Regions from separate parts of the Homo sapiens genome. Here region 2 is linked to region 1. A link is an interaction called in ENCODE POLR2A ChIA-PET data of the cell type or tissue named here. Cell type or tissue: PC-9. All regions are shown on one strand. Links, peaks and the distances in the headings refer to the core of each region. The heading gives the core; the rest is flanking DNA.

What was found. Peaks named below come from ENCODE experiments on the same cell type or tissue, not always from the same donor. Only the 100,000 strongest peaks of a DNase experiment are listed, where the experiment ranks them.
Region 2: POLR2A ChIA-PET joins it to region 1 with 6 read pairs; 2 of 35 experiments call an interaction of 5 or more read pairs at or near these places.

Annotation. Positions count from the first base shown.
Region 1 is chr12:70,304,016-70,310,023 of GRCh38, forward strand. The region is part of intron 2 of CNOT2 (CCR4-NOT transcription complex subunit 2); the gene reads left to right. Among named protein-coding and RNA genes, the nearest start is that of KCNMB4, 59 kb to the right of the region's middle. In PC-9, for the core only: no CTCF peak of the experiment used is centred there; no DNase peak of the experiment used is centred there; H3K27ac peaks cover 378 bases.
Region 2 is chr12:69,596,024-69,602,031 of GRCh38, forward strand. CCT2 (chaperonin containing TCP1 subunit 2) reads left to right here. Exons shown (of 16, transcript NM_006431.3): 11 at 1,133-1,252; 12 at 1,615-1,743; 13 at 1,945-2,048; 14 at 2,299-2,398; 15 at 3,840-3,981; 16 at 5,272-5,547. The coding sequence ends at 5,302. Among named protein-coding and RNA genes, the nearest start is that of LRRC10, 12 kb to the right of the region's middle. In PC-9, for the core only: no CTCF peak of the experiment used is centred there; no DNase peak of the experiment used is centred there.

The sequences.
Region 1 (6,008 bases), core at 1,834-4,333:
CATTCGTCACGTTCTCGTGCCGTGGTTTTCAGCTCCATCAGGTCCTTTAAGGACTTCTCTGCATTGGTTATTCTAGTTATCCATTCGTCTAATTTTTTTTCAAGGTTTTTAACTTCTTTGCCATTGGTTCGAACTTCCTCCTTAGTTCGGAGTAGTTTGATCTTCTGAAGCCTTCTTGTCTCAACTCATCAAAGTCATTCTCGGTCCAGCTTTGTTCCGTTGCTGGTGAGGAGCTACATTCCTTTGGAGGAGGAGAGGCGCTCTGCTTTTTAGAGTTTCCAGTTTTTCTGCTCTGTTTTTTCCCCATCTTTGTGGTTTTATCTACCTTTGGTCTTTGATGATGGTGACGTACAGGTGGGTTTTTGGTGTGGATGTCCTTTCTGTTTGTTAGTTTTCCTTCTAACAGCCAGGACCCTCAGCTGCAGGTCTGTTGGAGTTTGCTGGAGGTCCACTCCAGACCCTGTTTGCCTGGGTATCAGCAGCGGTGGCTGCAGAAGAGCAGATATTGGTGAACCACAAATGCTGCTGCCTGATCATTCCTCTGGAAGTTTTGTCTCAGGAGTATCTGGCCGTGTGGGGTGTCAGTCCGCCCCTACTGGGGGGTCAGGGACCCACTTGTGGAGGCAGTCTGCCCGTTCTCACATCTCAAGCTGTGTGCTGGTAGAACCACTACTCTCTTCATAGCAGTCAGACAGGGACATTTAAGTCTGCAGAGGTTACTGCTGCCTTTTGTTTGTCTGTGCCCTGCCCCCAGAGGTGGAGCCTACAGAGGCAGGCAGGCCTCCTTGAGCTGTGGTGGGCTCCACCCAGTTCGAGCTTCCTGGCTGCTTTGTTTACCTACTCAAGCCTTGGCAATGGCGGGCACCCCTCCCCCAGCCTGGCTGCTGCCTTGCAGTTTGATCTCAGACTGCTGTGCTAGCAATGAGCCGGGCTCCGTGGGCGTAGGACCCTCTGAGCCAGGTGCGGGATATAATCTGGTGTGCCTTTTGTTAAACCTGTTGGAAAAGTGCAGTATTAGGGTGGGAGTGACCCGATTTTCCAGGTGCCATTCGTCACCCCTTTCTTTGACTAGGAAAGGGAATTCCCTGACCCCTTGGGCTTCCCGGGTGAGGCGATGCCCCGCCCTGTTTCGGCTCACGCATGGTGCGCCGCACCCACTGTCCCGCACCCACTGTCCGGCACTGCCCAGTGAGATGAACCCGGTACCTCAGTTGGAAATGCAGAAATCACCCATCTTCTGCGACACTCATGCTGGGAGCTATAGACTGGAGCTGTTCCTATTCGGCCATCTTGGCTCCACCCTCATGAGACTTATTCACAATCATGAGAACAGCACAGGAAATACCCGCCTTCATGATTCAGTCACCTCCCACGGGGTTCCTTCTGCGACACGTGGGGATTATTACAGTTCAAGGTGATATTTGGGTTCAGACACAGAGCCAAACCATATCAGCTAGGAAATGACCGTAGAGATGAAAAGATATTGATGATATAAATAATTTCAATAAATATATAGGGTTGGTTTGATCAGCTTGAATTTTAATTGTTGAAGATCACAAAGGTTACAGACAGCATTTTTGAGAGTTAAAGTGACATTTTTCAGAGATTACCATGAACAGTAACAACTGTGAATAGCCAAAATTAAGCTGAAACATAAGATTTGTGTTGGGTTCTAAGATAGTTAGTGCTGCAAAGTCATGTTGAGGTGATGATCTCAGGGATTTTTAGGTGTATCCTCTGTGTATCTTCAGGCCTGCCTCTTACTTCGTTGGTTCCCTAATTGCCATTCATCCTGCCTGTATCAGGGACCACTTTACCCGTCTTCTCTGAAGTTCTTGGTTATTTTATCTGAAGTTTGTTTTTTTTTTTTTTTTTTTTTGGTAAATTTCTGTGATTATTCTGATTTACCACATTTGGCTTTGAAATACTGTATTTAAATGTTGAGAATGTCATGCCTTAGGAATTCATAGCTAGTCTAAACTAAATAATGAAGGAGGAATATACTGGGAAAATCCAGCCAACTTAAGTGGCTCCATTACGTCTTCCAGTTTAATTCTTTATTACTTTCTGAGACCAATTCCTTTTGGGGATTTGGTTTGGTACAGAGGATTAGCTTACTTATCTCTGTATTTTTAATTTAATTTTATTTTATTTTAAGACGTAGTCTCGTGGTGTCGGCCAGGCTAGAGTGCAGTGGCATGATGATCTTGGCTCACTGCAACCTCCACCTCCTGGGTTCAAGCAGTTCTCCCACCTCAGCCTCCTGAGTAGCTGGGATTACAGGTGCATGCCACCATGCCTGGCTAATTTTTTGTATTTTTAGTAGAGACAGGGTTTCACGTTGTTGGCCAGGCTGGTCTTGAACTCCTGACCTCAAGTGATCTGCCTGCCTTGGCCTCCCAAAGTGCTGGCATTGTAGGCATGAGCCACCATTCCTGACCTCTGTTTACTTTTTAGAATATGCTGCTTAGTTCTTATGAAATCAAAGGAAAGATTAAATGTCTTGATTAAACGTTTTAGATCTGTGTTCAAAAAAGGTTTAAGAAACATTGGTTTTGCTACATGCATATATTCTTTCCTGGTAAAAAAAAATCTCAATTTGTCTTAGAAAGTCTGGTGTGAGTGTCAAGTAAAAAGGTGGTCACTTAACAAAGTATATATAAGCCCTTGACTTGTTTGCTTGAATAAAGCTGACAAATTGTACACACCAAAGATTCTAATGCTGTATATCCAAGATGAAGTCTGATTTAATTTTAAACTACAGCCATAGTTTAAACTACAGCCATAACAATGGGAGTACATTCTGAGAAATGCGTCAGGCACTTTTGTGAATGTGGACCATACTTAAACAAACCTGGATGATATAACCTCTTGCTCCTAGGCTATAAACATGTACAGCATATTGCTATACGAATTCTGTAGGCAGTTGTAACACATTGGTATTTGTGTATTTAAACATACCTAAACACAGAAAGGGTACAGTGAAAATAAGATACAAAACATTTTTTTAAAAAGGTTACACCTTTATAGGGCACTTATCATAAACGGAGCTTGCAGAACTGGAAGTTGTTCTGGGTAATTCAGTAAGTGGTGTGTGAATGTAAAGGCTTAGGACATTACAGTATACTACTGTGGACATTGGAAACACTGTACACTTAGGCTACACTAAATTTATTTAAAAATTTTCATTCTCGAATAATGAGTTAACCTTAGCTTACCGTAACTTTTTTACTTTATAACCTTTTTAATTTTTTAAAATCTTTTGGACTCTTTAATACTTGACTTAAACACGTACAGCTGTACAAAAATATTTTCTTCCCTTATATTCATACTTAGCTTTTTTCTATTTGAATTTTTTTGTTTTTTTACTTTTTAGATGTTTTTGTTTTGTTGAAAACTGATACACACACTCATGTATTTGCTTAGGTCTATCAAGGCATCACTAGGCAATAGGAATTTTTCAGCTTGTTTATAATCTTACGGGACCACCGTTGTATATATGGTCCATCATTGACTGAAATGTCATGCTGCACATGACTGTCGTTTATTAAAATTTTTATTTACCAAATTAACTTTTTAACATACGTTGTAACCAGTAATTTCAATGTATTTCGATATAATTGACATATCCTCTTTGAAATTTATAGAAATTGATTTTTATGTACCCTAATTTCTCTTTCAGGGAGAAGATGGGTATAGTTTAACCCTTTCATATCATCCATCCATCCATTCCTACTAGTTCTGCCTCAGAGTATATCCTTTATTCAACTACTACTCACCACCCTATTAGGCCATCATTATCTATCACTGGCCTCCTAATGCATTTTCCTGCTTTCGTTTTATACCCTCTTTAGCCCATTCCTCATGGAGTAGCTAGGACCTTTAAAAAAAAAAAAAAGCCAAATTAAGTTACTCTTAAGCTTCGCCTAAATCCTCTCTTGATTTCCCGTCTAACAAAGAATAAAATCCAAAGTCTCTCAGGCTCTCGAGGTGTACTATATGGTCTAGCCCCAACCAGTCTCTCTGACATGAGTTCCTACCCTTCACCACCTAAGTTCATGCTGCCTGAGCCATACCAGTGAGGGGTTTACTGACCCTCTGAACTGACTGCTTTTCCTTCAAGCATTTGCCTGGTCAGTTACTTCTCTGCTTGTTTTCATCTCAGTTTTATGTTCCCTGATTATTTTTAAATACTTCCTACCCTGTTCCATCATTCTATGTAGAATAAAGGACGGGCACTTTAAAATTAAATAAATCTAGCTTTATGAAAAACCTGTGTTGTCTTTTTCTCTTGTGATTTTGCCATGGATTAGAATTGTCTCATACCAGCACCCATCTCTGGATGGGGGTTTGCATTCATGGGGGAGAGTAAAACACCCTTACCTCTCCCTCCCTCCATCTGTCTTTCTCTCTGTCTCACTCTCGTTTTGTTTTTTAATTATTTGCTGAAGTCATGTAAGAATAATTAGTATTGTCACTGATGTGTAATTTCTGTGCCAGAGCACACAAAACAGAAATTAAGCTTAAGTTTGGTATATTTTCTCTCTCTCTCTCTCTCTCTCTCTCTCTCACACACACACACACACACACACAGTGACTCTTGAGAAAATCTGGTATTGATGGAAAAGGAACATTTCTTCATTTTCTTTCGTCTGGAACATATGTTTAATTTTGCCTTCAAACCAAACCTTTTTGCAAGATATTAAGCATAAAAATTTTAATTCTATACAATTAATTTCAATTTTAGAATTCTAGGAGTCTATAATGGTCTTGATGATAAGTGTTATACAAACAGTGTCAAAAGAAGAGTTTATCAATTTGAGCTTATTTATGTGTATAAAATTTGATGAGAGATGCCTTGATATTCACCTGAAACTTTATTGAATAATTATTGAATTATGCATTTTCCATGTTTATTCTTTCTTAGAATTAGAGCTCAATAGTAAGAGTTCTATAAAGATAATTAAATGTATCTTTAACTTTCAAAAAACAAACTTCTAAAATCTTATGTGTAGTGAATCTTAATTTGCAAGCTCTAAAGTGATTTTTTGCCACTGTTTCCTTTTTGAAATTACTCACTAAGAAACATCTGTTTTCCCCCTAGTAGGGACTACTTAGGGAGCTGGTGGATAGGCATGCGGGATCCTGGTCTGAAATAACAGAGTTACAGAATAGCATTCTGAGATTCACCAGGAGTCTGTTTCCCAAAAAAAGATTAAGTACCTGTGTTCTAATAAATTGTTAGACCCTTAAAAAATATCTTTGTATATTTCACACCTCAAGCGATTACTTGCCTAAAAGCATATAGCAAAGTAATAGGTTAGCTGTCCTTAGACTTTATTTATACCTGACTGAATAGGTTTTCAGACCTCAGGAGGAAAGACAGTCAAATAATTAAGTTTCCTACATATTTAACAGGGAACTTAAAATATATAAGAAATATTAAACAGCATGGGTGCTTTCAACAGAGTTACACGTAAAGTTTGGCCTTCAAAGTCTGCAACATAGTTCACCACGTCTACTGATATGTAATAGTGACTACAGCATTTTTTGAAATGAGACATGGAAATTGTTCACTCATTTATAATGGAAGGAAATATTCTTAGTCATAATGAATGTACAAGACAGATATCAAATTTGAGATGAGTTTTCCCCAAAAATGTACTTGTGAAAAGACATAGTCACCTTGTATTCAAGTCTTTAAAATCTCTTTTCTCATTGACATTGGTTTACCTTGATTTTCAAAGTACTGTTAGGAGAAAGACACATTGACCTTAAATAACTTTAGTCAGTTAATAGTTTTGATAATTTTATAGAGGTCACATTTTAAAAATAATTAAAAATTAAAATTAGCACAGATTTTAATAATTACAGTTGGCCCTTCATACCCATGGGTTCTGCATCTGTGGGTCAACCAGCTGCAGATTGAAAATATTTGGGGAAAAATAATGGATGGTTGTGTCTGTACTGAACATGTACAGACTGTTTTTTCTTGTAATTATTCCCTG
Region 2 (6,008 bases), core at 1,771-4,270, 710 kb before region 1:
TGAATAGTCATTGCGCTCCAGTCTAGGCAAGGTAGCAAGACACTCTCTCTTTAAAAAGAAAGAAAAGTCTCATGTAGAAGGATGAAGTGAAAAGTTTCATAAGCCAAGTTAGTCTTATTTTTGGATATGACGTCCCAAATATCTGTTGTGTCTCACATCTAGAACACAAAGCAGTCTCAGAATTTTGCCAGCCAAAAGTAAAAAGAACTTTATACAAATTATGAGTATAAATTAGTAGTTTCAAAGACCAGAGTCTTTATGAATTTATTATAAAATAAATAATAGAGCATTGACAGATTTATCAGTAAGGCATAGGAAAAGAAGGGTTGATTGATAATATATGCAATTCACATTATGAAAGGAGTAGTCAGCTAGAGAAAAGGATTTTGAAATGGAAACCTGACTTTTGCTTAGTTAGGAAATAGGGAACGAAGTGGCTGACCTGTTCAGTTTACAGCATGGAAGATGGAGGGAAAATAGGAATAGAAATGAGACATAAGGACTAAATTAATTTGTTCTTATTAAATTTGGTCTGGGAAATTCTTAGTATGCATTTCTTGTTTTTTTAGGCCTTAGGACATTTCATTTGTGATAATTAGAGATATCAGGTGCTTATTAAGCAGTTCATGAAGTGTATAGTGGTTGACTTATAGGACAAATATTTTCATGTCTTGTGCTGGGAATTGTATCATGAGGTCTTAGTCTTATAGGTTGGATTCAGAAGAGAATCTGAATTTAAACTCAAAAGTAACTGCTTTAAGACTCAGTTTAACCTTGGGAAGGTAGTATTGTATAGTGTGTGCTTATAGGTCTGAAGCCAGACTGCTTGAGTTTGAACCCCAGCTTTTTATATTCATCCTAGTTAGGTCTTTGGATAGGAAGGTAAACCTCTTGGCCTCATTTTTATCATGTGTAAAATGGGATAATAATGGAGCCTATCCAAGAGGATTATTTTAAAGATTAAATAATTAGTCGATATGAAGTATTTAAAAAGAGTGCCAGGAATATAATCAGCAATCAATTTTTAAAATGTGAAACACATTACCTATCATTATCTATCCATTACTGCTTATTAGAAAACAGGAATTTTAAGCCTGCTGTGCATTTAACTAATACATGTTTATGTTTATAGGTGGTGAAATTGCCTCTACCTTTGATCACCCAGAACTGGTGAAGCTTGGAAGTTGCAAACTTATCGAGGAAGTCATGATTGGAGAAGACAAACTCATTCACTTTTCTGGGGTTGCCCTTGGTGAGTGATTATGTAGATCCTGGTTAGGGTGTCTAAATTCTTGCTAGGCTCTGTTGAAGTAAAGGTTATTGTAGTTACTAGAATAGCATATCTTACAAGTCTTAACTCTTCAGAAGCATGATACATACTTTGTTTCAGTCTCTTGAGTCAACCTCATATTTACCGTGTCTTTGTGAACAGTGCATGTTCAACAGTTTTTTTTCCTTGATAACTTAGAACCATTATGAGCCTTGATTGTTGGAGAATGTATAATACAGGAAGACAGGTCAGCTTTCAGAACCCAGTAATATAACCAACACCGGCATAAATAATAGAAGGCAAACTTTTTATCCCTAAGTGGTCACTGTGTCTTTTAATTTTAGGTGAGGCTTGTACCATTGTTTTGCGTGGTGCCACTCAACAAATTTTAGATGAAGCAGAAAGATCATTGCATGATGCTCTTTGTGTTCTTGCGCAAACTGTAAAGGACTCTAGAACAGTTTATGGAGGAGGTAAGCATTTAGAAAATGTTGAATATATTTTTAATTTCTTAAAGTACAATATAAGTCATAAGTGGTTTTAATGGTTCTTACAGAAATCTTATATTGCTTTTGCACTAAATTTTAAAATGCTTGGCATATCTTAAAGTCAGTAATTCAGTATCTTGGAGACAACTAAGCATTGCAATATTTTATTGGAATTTTAATCTTTAGGCTGTTCTGAGATGTTGATGGCTCATGCTGTGACACAGCTTGCCAATAGAACACCAGGCAAAGAAGCTGTTGCAATGGAGTCTTATGCTAAAGCACTGAGAATGGTAAGTTAATCAAAATGAGAGATCCGAACTTAAGTTTTGTGGTTATTGATAGTTTTAAAATGAGTAGAAAATGAACTGGTTAATACTGCTTTTAAATTTGATTCTGGAGTTTCTCCTCTTCGTGAGCAGTAACTGAAGCAGATTTTACATTGTTCCTAAATGTATAATTTTAAAAAGCTATCCTAGTTAGGAGTAAATCAGTGGTTCTTACAGTAGAGTGAGTAGTTACTTGTTTTCTTCATTTTCATAGTTGCCAACCATCATAGCTGACAATGCAGGCTATGACAGTGCAGACCTGGTGGCACAGCTCAGGGCTGCTCACAGTGAAGGCAATACCACTGCTGGATTGGGTAAGCAATCAAGGGGAACTTTGTGGCCGTTGTTAAAAGTAACTCTTTTCACTAAGCTTTTTTTTTCTTTTGGAACATAAAGAGTTACAATAACCGTATAAAAGACTCTTTTGGACTTTGTCCTCATAATCATTACATGTGCTGGGAAAATGTGTGTGACTTTATATGCTCAGCATTTCCCAAACTTTGTTATTCCATAAGACATGTAAAACTGGTTAGAAGATTTGTAACTATTTGGTATATAACGACTATAGGATTTAAATATAAACAATACTTACATTCTGAAAAATAACATAAACTATTATGTTGTTTATACAATCAGTATTAACTTCTAATTTCATAGTAAACTTACTGCAAGATAATCTTGAGTACAGATCACAGATCTCTAGTCCATAGATAAAAGTGGCCAATGAGGCAGATTTAATTCATATTGAAAAACTTTCTGACAAGCTGTGCTGGACATTATAGAGTAGTCTTAAGAAGGTAGATAATCCTGTCATTGAACAAGAGGGAGCACCAGTTAATCTGTGAGAAAATGAAGCAGGATTCTCACAAGAAGAGAAGTTGGGTAGGTAACTTATGAATTTTCTTCCATTTGTTTTTTATTATTTGATATGTTGTCTTCTATTAATATGGGTGATCAGTAGTTGACATTATTGTTGTTATTACTATTATTATAACTGACACAATGGTCTTGCTCTGTTCCCCAGGCTGGAGTGCAGTGGCACCATGATAATTCACTGCAGCCTTGAACCCCTGGCTCAAGCAGTTCTCCTTCCTCAGCCTTCCAAGTAGTTAGGGCTAAAGGCATGTGCCACAATGCCTGACTAAATTATTTTTATTTTCTTAGAGATGGGGGGGCAGTCTCACTATGTTGTTCAGGCTGGCCTCAAGCAATCCTCCTGCCTCAGCCTCCCAAAGTGCTAGGATTATAGGTGTGAGCCACTGATCCTGGCCCCTTTTATTTTATTTATTTATTTTTTGAGATAGAGTTTCACTGTTGTTACTCAGGCTGGAGTGCAGAGGCATGATCTCAGCTCACTGCCACCTCTGCCTCCTGGGTTCAAGTGATTATCCTGCCTCAGCCTCCTGAGTAGCTGGGATTACAGGTGCCCACCACCATGCCCGGCTAATTTTTTATATTTTTAGTAGACGGGGTTTCACCATGTTTGCCAGGCTGGTCTCCAACTCCTGACCTTAGGTGATCTACCTGCCTCAGCCTCCCAAAGTGCTGGGAGTACAGATGTGAGCCGCTGCACCCGGCCCCTTTTAATTTTTTTAAAGGCTTTCTTTGAGCTCATTTGTAGGCTTATCTACCTACTGAGTAAAGTAGTTGGGTGTCCTAATTTTATTAATAGGATTAATTTTTATTATAAATCATTAGAGATGTTTTGATACTTTAGTTAAAACTGCTTTTTAGTAAATTTGTTTTTCTTTGCAGATATGAGGGAAGGCACCATTGGAGATATGGCTATCCTGGGTATAACAGAAAGTTTTCAAGTGAAGCGACAGGTTCTTCTGAGTGCAGCTGAAGCAGCAGAGGTGATTCTGCGTGTGGACAACATCATCAAAGCGGCACCCAGGTACCCTAACACTTTTCTCAGAAAAAATTACTAACAGCAAAACAAAATAGGGAGCTGTATTTATTTTATAATTAGAGTTAATGAAAAGCAGAGACAGTTTTGCCTGGATAAAAGTATGTAAGTTATTTAAAATATCACAACTCTTAACACTTAAGCCAGAAAAACTTAAGGGGAAAGAGGGATGGGCAGCTGAGGTAGCTCTTAGGATTGAAAAGGCACAGAAAGAGCCATGCTTGGAAAGGTCAAGTACTGAGGACAGTAGATGCTGTGATGCTTTCTATTGTCTTTAAACAGAATGATAGCAAAAGGAAACTGAGTTCTGTAACTAAAGTGTTCTAGGGCAAGGTCATATAGCCACACCTACTCCCAGAAATCTTCACAAGAAGTCAGTGCCCTCACCCACAGTTGAAATAACGCTTAAAAAATGTATAATACCTTGTTTGGTCTGATACTGTTTTAGAGATCAGGTATCTTTTATTAGCAAATTCTGAGTAATTTGCAATAAAGAAACTGAATTTTAACTCAGCCTTCCAGACCTACCAGACCATGGGCTTCTTTTTCATATTCCTTATTAATCTCCAGAAGACTTTTTTTTTCAGATCAGTGCCCTGTGACAGCTGCTTCATAACTCTTGACAATGGTTAGCATCCTAGTCCCCCCATAAGCTACCAAGGGTGAAAAGTTTATCTCTCTATATGATCCCTGTATAATGCTGTACTCTTTGATCTGTTCTTAAGCTTCTTCAGCTTCTCGTAACTGTTGTGTTTGCCTCTAAAAGCAGTGTTTCTCAAGCTTTAGATCCTTGAACAAGCATTAAGTACAAATTTACTAGTACCCTTATCCCATCTTTCCAAAAGATTGTTCTATGCCCCCTTATTGTATGGTCATCAAAGAATAAAAGATGAGAATAGAAGGTGCTTCTTGTTGGTGGGGGTGTCTGCAGAGTCCCAAGGCAGAACAGTCCTGATGTGGTGCAGGGCATCACACAGAGGAGGGGGCTGAGTGGCTAGCTCAGGTCTGTCTTCCTCCTCACCTAAAGCCAGCAGTCCCATCCTATATAACCCATTAGTCCATGACATAACTTGGTCACCTCTTAAAAGCCCAACTTCCAATACTGCCACATTGGGGATTCAGTTTCAATGTGAGTGTTATAGGGGACACACATGCAAACCATTGCAGAGTTATAACAGTTTTAATACAGGATTCTAGTTGTGTTTGTATTTAGTATAATACTTTGGATAAAATCATGCTCTTCATTTTTCACTATTGACTTTTTTCTTACTCTCATAGGAAACGTGTCCCTGATCACCACCCCTGTTAAGCATTCCCACGTGCTGTCGATCTTTGGACCAGTTTCTAGCAAAGTTGTGTTTGAAAGATACTCTATTAAAGAAGACTGTGGAATCTGTTTATCGGTGCCCATTATATCCTTAAGTTTGGATATTTAGCTGACCTTCGCTTTAACATAGGTCTAATTTATTTGCCGTGTCATTTTCCATACAAATCAGTTGATTTAAAAAAGTTCATTTCTCATACTGTGCATTAAAATAAAAATTTGAACAATTACTTGGTTCTTATGTCTTATATGTGTGTATTCTGTTTGAACTCTACTTAATGGAAATTAATGATTATTTTCAATATGGCATTTTCCAGCTTAATGATTGGCCATCTACATTTTTGAAATAATTATCTTGATTAATATAAGTCCAAGTCAAATGTGATAAACACGCCATATATTAATCTTTTGGTTTTGTTGCTGGGCCATAAGAACACTCAATCATGGCTGGGTGCGGTGGCTCATGCCTGTAATCCTAATATTGGGAGGCCAAGGCAGGTGGATCACTTGAGGTCAGGAGTTCAAGACCAGCCTGGGCAACATGGTGAAACCCCATCTCTACTAAAAATACAAAAATTAGCTGGGCATAGTGGTGGGCGCCTATAATCCCAGTTGCTTGGGATTTAATTTACCCATTTAATTTTGTTTAGTGAAAATGCCATAAACTAGTACTCATTTAATTTGGTGTAGT